Linked DNA regions of Homo sapiens: region 2 is linked to region 1. Evidence: chromatin contacts called from ENCODE Hi-C or POLR2A ChIA-PET data. All regions are on one chromosome and are shown on one strand. Each heading gives the region's core, a stretch centred on a gene start or an enhancer-like site at or near the end of the contact. The rest is flanking DNA. Distances are from core to core; before and after follow the strand shown. Region 1 overlaps AKAP6 (A-kinase anchoring protein 6). Region 2 has its middle 28 kb from the start of RNU6-8.

What was found. Hi-C counts contacts between places; a loop is a spot of excess contacts on that map. ChIA-PET counts read pairs that join two places held with the same protein, here RNA polymerase II (POLR2A). Pooled maps may share reads with other maps.
Region 2: a map of psoas muscle shows a loop between it and region 1 (2.1-fold over the local background). The contact joins two enhancer-like sites. A Hi-C loop is called at or near these places in 1 of 168 maps with a recorded cell type or tissue (psoas muscle) and 2 of 50 pooled maps. POLR2A ChIA-PET finds 5 or more read pairs at or near these places in 1 of 52 experiments (BJ).

What each region holds. Positions count from the first base shown.
Region 1 is chr14:32,559,141-32,563,142 of GRCh38, reverse strand. The region is part of intron 4 of AKAP6 (A-kinase anchoring protein 6); the gene reads right to left. Among named protein-coding and RNA genes, the nearest start is that of AKAP6, 230 kb to the right of the region's middle. Within about 2 kb of position 2,707, at least 3 of the 41 ENCODE cell types and tissues checked have a DNase peak (open chromatin) inside an H3K27ac peak, as active enhancers do.
Region 2 is chr14:32,228,916-32,232,624 of GRCh38, reverse strand. No RefSeq gene overlaps it. Among named protein-coding and RNA genes, the nearest start is that of RNU6-8, 28 kb to the right of the region's middle. Within about 2 kb of position 1,829, at least 4 of the 41 ENCODE cell types and tissues checked have a DNase peak (open chromatin) inside an H3K27ac peak, as active enhancers do.

The DNA.
Region 1 (4,002 bases), core at 1,458-3,957:
ACTATGAATGTATCTTTTCCTTTACTGTGGAGTTCCATCTACTAATTTTCTGAATATTCATCCTTTTGGTACCATGAGCAAGGTGGTTTTGGAAGTTCTTCCCAGCCATGTTTCCCTTGTATAAAAGTGTGTCTAGAAAGTGAAATGGGCACAGATATAATTCTTCATGGACCCTACATCCTATTAAGAAGACTCTGGTCAACAGTCTTCTTAACAGGAATAAATACAATGGCATGCACCAAACAATATAAAACTTTAGATGTAATAAGGATAGGATAAGGAAAATAGCTTTAATGAAACTTTGTGAGGTGAATGTGATTACTACACTACAGAATCCAGCCTGAAACTTTATTTATTTATCTATCTACCTATCTATTTATTTATTTATATGGAGTCTCGCTCTGTCACCTGGGCTGGAGTGCAGTGGTGCAATCTCGGCTCACTGCAAACTCCGCCTCCCAGGTTCAAGCAATTCTCCTGCCTCTGCCTCCTGAGTAGCTTGGACTACAGGCACCTGTCACCACACGCAGCTAATTTTTATATGTTTAGTAGAGACAGGGTTTCACCATGTTGGCCAGGCTGGTCTTGAACTCCTGACCTCAAGTGATCCACATGCCTCAGCTTCCCAAAGTGCTGAGATTACAGGTGTGAGCCACTGGGCCTGGCCTGAAACTTTACTTTAAAAGACTACCGATAGTCTTCTCTATGCTATAGAAAATAAATCAAAAGCAAAAGTATTTCTGTTAGCTCAACTTGTCAGTTTTATTTTGGGGCTCAGGTAGGAAGAAAAAAGAGTATTAGATCTCCAATTATGACTCCCTCCCCACCCACACACACATACGCCTTTCTCAAGCAAGTAGTACTAGTCTCTAGACAAATCCAAAAATATGAGTATCATCTATAAATGACACCTTTCCAGTTTTTCTTAAAGCATTAAAAAAAGAAAATACAACTTCCTTTATTCCTAGACAAAACATGAAGGTAAATAGTAAAGCCACTGGGCTTCCTAAAAAGCAATGCACTGAGCCTCATCAACCTGAGAATGGAAAGCGTATGAAGCAGATATTACAGGCAGCACCTTTCCTGGATAAAGTTGCTTAATCACCATGCAAAATTCAAGCCTATCATTCTTAGATAGAAAATTCTATAACCTCAGACAGGGCCTGACATCATGAGTGACCTTGAAACAGAACCCACACTCTTGAAATGATTTCCCCCCATATTGTCTGAACAGAGCACAAGCCTCAGTGCTGATGGGTAATTTTAAGGCATCACAATGACAAGTCTGCCAAGGCAAATGTTTTTAACTGCTTCACTTAGCTGACCTTATTTGCCATAAATTCAGGCTAATCCATATCTAATTCTTACTGGGTAACTCACTTGTTTACTGTCACCACTGGCCCTGGTCTCTTGGCATCTTATAAACTCTAGCCAGGCCCCAAATTCCTCAAGGATGTCTGGCTCTTGTCATATTACAGTGCTAGGAATGCAGCATGAATGGCTCATTCCTCCAGGCTCGTTAATGTCACAGCCTCACATTCACTTACCATTAGGATCTTCTAAGGGAAACTTGAGTTCACCCAAAGTTCCAAGGAACACAAAGTCAGCCATGTTGAAGTGATATACGCCAAGGAATATTGTACAAAGAAATGAGTGCTTCTCTTAGTTATTCCTCACAGTTAGTCTCTCATAAAATTTCAGAACAGAAAAGTATTTATAGGTCATTCAATTCTATTCCTTTATTAATATTTATTTTTTAAAACTGAGGCTTGCGAGGTTACATTTCCAAGGTCACGATGCTACTTAGGGGCAGAATTAAGGTTCTTACCCTAGTTATTTCTAATATATATGGTGCTAATTCCCTAGATTCATAGGAAAAGTCACAATAATAATAAAACTAATATTTATGTAGCCTTTAGATTTACAATGACCCCTTTGCTCTTTGTAGTTTCATACAATAATCTGAGCAAAGGCATGACAAACATAATTAACATCTCATTTTGAAGACTAGAAGACTTATACAGTAAGCTTTAAGTGACTTATTCAAGTTTTCATAATTAAAATGAGGGATTGTGAACTGAGCCCAATGTTTAAGTTCTATATCCTTGAGTAAATTACTAACTTCTGTCTCTTCTAATTTATAAAATGAAAATATAATGTAACAGTGTCTGCATCAAGGAAGAATTTTTTTCTTGAGAATTAAATGAAGTGATGTACTAAGTGAATAAACCCCTTAGCATTCTGCCCGACAGTTTGCAAGGGGACAAGAAATAACAAAGTTTTGTTTTGTATTTAAATTGTTATTTTTCTGAAACATCCTACCAGCAACACAAAATTATGACTTCGGGATTAAAGATAAAGAATAATTCACTAAAGTTCCAAGAATCATTTTAGTTGAATTTAAAAATGCAACGCTAAAAAAATAAATAAATAATAAAAACGCAATGTTGAGTTTATCCATCTTTTGAGTTTCATCACGATAGTAATATTTGCCATCAAATGCAGTTAGGCACTGTTATCATCTTAATACAAGATATTATTGCATCATAACCTTTCCATACGAAGAAAATTACAAAGAACTATTTTCACCTTGATGTTTAAAGCTGCAAACAAAAGGGCAGATCATCTTCCGTATATATTGCAGAGGCCAACAGCCATATGCAGTGACTGGATACAGCCTCACGGTGGTGCTAAATCATCACTGATAACAACTCAAGACCCATTGAAAGCTCTACAGAAACCAAACTGAGGCAGGACTGAAACATTCCTAATGTTAAACAGCAAGGAATTTGCTTTGGATCCCTACGGTTCTTCTGGACCAACCTTGCGCAATGATCCTGACATGTCTCAACAAATCCATTAGCAATGTTAATATACAGTTTTTGTCCTGGCATTGCAACAAATAAAATATACACAAAAGATTTTTATTATCCTTAAAAAGAATTGTGCAGCCTTACCTTTTAAAATGTTATGTTGACTTAGAATTCCCAAACTGGATTTGGGCCCCATTCATCTACTGTGTATCTTAAGTTTATGTATGCCTTGGAGACATTTGTTAAATTCCTTATATCTCCCAGCCCCCAAATTTCAGCTTGAAATTTCAACTCTTTTTGACTCCTTTCCTCTTCTACTCTCCTATTTAAAACAGCCACAAAATTTTATCAATTTGCCCTTTATAATATCTCCCACCTATCTATTTCTTTCTTCAGTCAGCTTCCAGACCCACAGTTCAGACCCTTTTACCACATGTCTAGGCTATTTCAATAACCCTTAAGATTAGGCTTAGAGGAGATTGCACCACTGCCCTCCAGCCTGGCAACAGAGCAAGACTCTGCCTTAAAAAAAAAAAAAAAAAAAAAGATTAGGCTTAGAGGACTACCTCCCAACCGCAACTGTACATTACAATTGCTTGAAGAACTTAAAAAATACCCAACCCCAGGGATTCTGATTTAATTGGTCTGGGGTGGATAAAGAGGTTTTTTTATTTTTTTAAAGCTTCCCAGTGATTGTAATTTGCAGTCACAGTTGAAAATTACTGCTAGAGGTGTGCCCAGCATACCACAGTCAGATTAACCTTCTTAAACTACCAACTCTCTGGGCCAAACATTTTAAGTAGTTTCCCATCTTCGCAAAGATTGCGAATTAGTGACTTAAAGTCCAAACTATCCCAAAGATGTGTTTTTATTTGACCTATTTAAAAATTGTTCAGATCCAACATCTAAAAATTGGGAGATGTCACATAAAACCCAGATTTCTTCCTTCTTTTTAAAAATTCCAAAATCTTGGCACAAATGGCCCACATTCCCATGCAACTATCAGCTGGAGCTGAGTAGTGGCTGCCCTTAAGACATGTCACATATCTTCCAGGTGATTCAGTCCCATCACTCCCCATTTACAGCTGGCTTTATGATTCATTTATACTATCTTCCTGGCCTCTTAATTTTAGTTTGTAGCCCTGATCTAGAGAATAAAGTTCAAACTCAATGATACGTTCACTTACTC
Region 2 (3,709 bases), core at 580-3,079, 330 kb after region 1:
CCAGCTCCTTCCAAATATATTTTTACTGACTTAATTTGGTCAGGATTTTGGTGATACAGCTTAGCAACCAGCACAAAGTAACTTCCCTATCCCTTCCTTCAATACATCCACAACTCCTAATTCAGGTCTTCTCACTCCTTCCCAGTCAGGGTAAGCTCCAGGTTTTCAGTTTCCTAAACAGGGCCTGGGCTACTGCAATGATTCTTCATGCAGTCATGATTGAACTCTTGTTTCTAGGAGACTGAAGCAGGCTTCTAATAGCCACCAGTTATCAAGTACATGTTATGTTGATAGTTTATCTCTATTTATCACTATTTACGTTGATAGGTTATCCCTATTTTACAGAGAAGGAAGTTGAAGCACAGAGAAGTTGAATAATTTCTGCCTGCAGTCACATCATTAGTAAGTAGTAGAGCAGGCTTTCAACTCAAGCGTGTCTGATCTTTAAAATAATAATGGTGGGTTCTTATATAGCATTAAGTGCCAGGCACTGGTCTAAACACTGTAAATACTAACTTACTCAATCTTCACAATAACCCTAGGAGAAAGGTACTATTTTTACCACTGCCACTATACAGATGAGAAAACTGAGGGGTAAAGTTCAGCAACTCTTTTAAAGTTGCAAAGCTAAAAACTGGCAGCACCAGAATTCAAACCCAGGCAGGCTGGTTTTAGCATCCATACAGGCCTTACCCACTGCCCATACTGCCCCCTCTTGCTCTCTGTAACTGGTTCTTTCTATAATCATTCATTCAAATATTGCTTAGGCCCCTACTATGTACCTAACACCTTACCAGGAATTGAAGAAAGATTACCAGTATTTGACAGGATACCTCCCTCAGAGAGCAGTAATCTAGATGGGCAAAACCAGTGAAAGAATATAAGAAGGCTGTTACTAAAATGTGAGGTGAGGCAATGCATGCTAGGGTACCAGGAGGACTTGAGCACTGGCACAGACAGGAGGGCCTCACAGAGCACTGAAGGTGAGTTTCCAGTAGGGAGAATAACATGTGAGCAAAGATGAAAGTGAAGAGAAGGACTGCAGGAGGAAGGAGGTAACCCCTTCCCATGCCAGGCTCTGCATTCCTGTTTCACATGTATTATGTATCTCATTTAGTCCTCCTGCAGGCCTATGAAACATCCTTAAAAAAGAAAATGAGGTGCAGAAATTCCAGCAATTCATACATGATCACACAACAACCAAGTGACAGAGCTAGGTTTGTCTGCCTCCGACACCCTTTCTCTAAACCTGGAACCTTTTCACACAAGCAAATGCCAACCGATGAGGCCAGGGTAATAGGCAAACGTTGACAGGGCCAGGAAGAATCTAACCATTCTGATTTCTAGAACCCTTAATGGGCTCTTTGTCTTTCTTCCATTCCCCAGAGGAGGAGTACCTGCATTTTCAACTTAGAAATCTCCTCCTACGGTGTTCCCACTGCAAATAAGCTTCCTCTCTACAGACTGACAAATAGTGATTTGCCTATTTGCAGCCCTCTAAAGCCAGCCAAGCCAACCAGAGAATGGGCCTGGCTAAAGCAGGCTCTGGCTCGTGGATCCAGTTGGTGAGGGGATACAGGCCAGGCTTAGGGAAACTCAAGGATCCCCTAATACAGCTCCTTTCCCTCCTAACAGGGAAAAACTGAGGCCCAGAGAAGGGCATGAGTCACTCAAGGCTGTACATTCCCCTATCCCCAACACACACAAAAAAATTCTTAACCCCATAAAAGTGCTTTGGCAAGCAGGGATCTGAAATTCCTGCAACAGCTTGGGGAGGAGGTAACTAAGAATCTGCCTTCCCACATAGTCTGTCTTTAGACTCCAGTGCTGCTAAGAGTAACAAGTACAAATCTGTTTACTTAGCAAGGTTGAGGCTTGACTCAAATTTTGTGTTGTCAGGATGGGGATGGGGGTGGAAGGGCATCTAAATGTGAATCATTAGATCTTAATCAGCAACGTGGGGAGTGGGATGTTTTGGGAAAGTGTACCTTCTTGAGCACCTTGGACTTGCTTTATTCCCTCTCCAAGGAAAGTAGGCCTGATGGTACAGCAACCCCTTGCAGCCTCTTATAAGAGGCTCATAGTACTCATCACTGCCTATAACAGAAATATAGATGTTGTGATGCTTCTGCCTGTACCCTTAGGTGGCCCTCTAAACAAGCTTTAAGTAGTACACCTAACTGCAGCAAAGGAGAATCTGCTGGTCAAAGAGCAAAAGCAGCACCTATTACTTCATTGTCAGAGTGTTTAAAATGTGTATCAAGGTCATTACTCATCAAATTTTCCCTCTGGGAACAGATAAAGTCCGTTGTTCTTTCTAAGGCCAAACGACTGTGTGCTGCCTGCCATTAATATTTCCTGTCACTCTTCAATTCCATTTTCACTAATCATCACATTAGACCATAGCCAAAAGACGTAACTTTAAAAAAATGTGCTTACCTTAATGTGCTCAGAGTATTTATAGGTCAATTTCCCTGCTGGTTACTATTAGCATAGTTTTATAATGTATAAAGAGTATTTCTTCTCATTCTCTTTAACATTAGGTAAAATCCTCAGAGGGAGCAGAACCTAGATATGTTTAAATAAAACAGACCAATGACCTAGGGCTATAGCATTCACACAGCAGTGGTTTGATATGCTTTTTCCCCCCCCTATTCTAGGACTTACTGACCAAAAGCACACTGAATTATTTAGGAACCTAGAGACTGGATGACCCAAAGGTGAGGAAGGTGGACCTTTCCCTCTGTCTTTAAATTCTCTATTCCCCAAGTATGCCTCTCTGTGTTTGCCTTCTAGCTCTCTGGCTACTCACAGTTAGGTTTATTTTGTACCTCCCTTTCTGCCAAGACAATAAATGTTGGTATTTCCTTGAAAAAATGCATCTACTCCCATATCTATTCCCATATCTACATCATAAACTCCCAAATTTGTACTTCAATTGATAGCTCTCTTCAGAACTTCAGGTCCATTCATCCAACTGCCACCTACACATCTCTAGGATGTCCCACAAGCTCCTCAAACTCCAACTGTAGAAAACTGAACCCACTGTTTTCTCTACCACCTTTCCTCACCCATTTCTTTCTATGGTCCCTGTCTTATTGATGGCACCACACTCCATCACTGCCCAAATCAAAGACCTGGGAATCATGCTTCACCCTTTGCTCCTCCTCACCCAAACTTCCTCACATCCTGCCAATTCCCTCTCTTGAATCCATCTACTTTTCTCCACTCACTAGCCTAGTTCAGGCCAAAATCCTCATTTCCCCAAATTGCAATAACAGCGCCCTTACCTGTCTTCCAATCCATTCTTTACATTAAGCCCAGTAATCTTTATAACATATATATCTTAGCATGTCACACCCCTTGCTAAAAACCCTTCTGTTACTCCGCTCTGTTTTAGGGTGAAGCCCAAATGCCTTCACCAACTGAAGAGACCTGTACAAGTTGGCTTTCAGGCTGGGTGTGGTTGCTCATGCCTGTAATCCCAACACTTTGGGAGGCCGAGGTGGGCGGATGGCTTGAGGTCAGGAGTTCGAGACCAGCCTGGCCATCATGGTGAAACCCCATCTCTACTAAAAATTAAAAAAAATTAGCAGCCAGGCACGGTGGCTCACGCCTGTAATCCCAGCACTTTGGGAGGCCAAGGCAGGCAGATCACAAGGTCAGGAGTTCAAGATCAGCCTGACCAACATGGTGAAACCCCATCTCT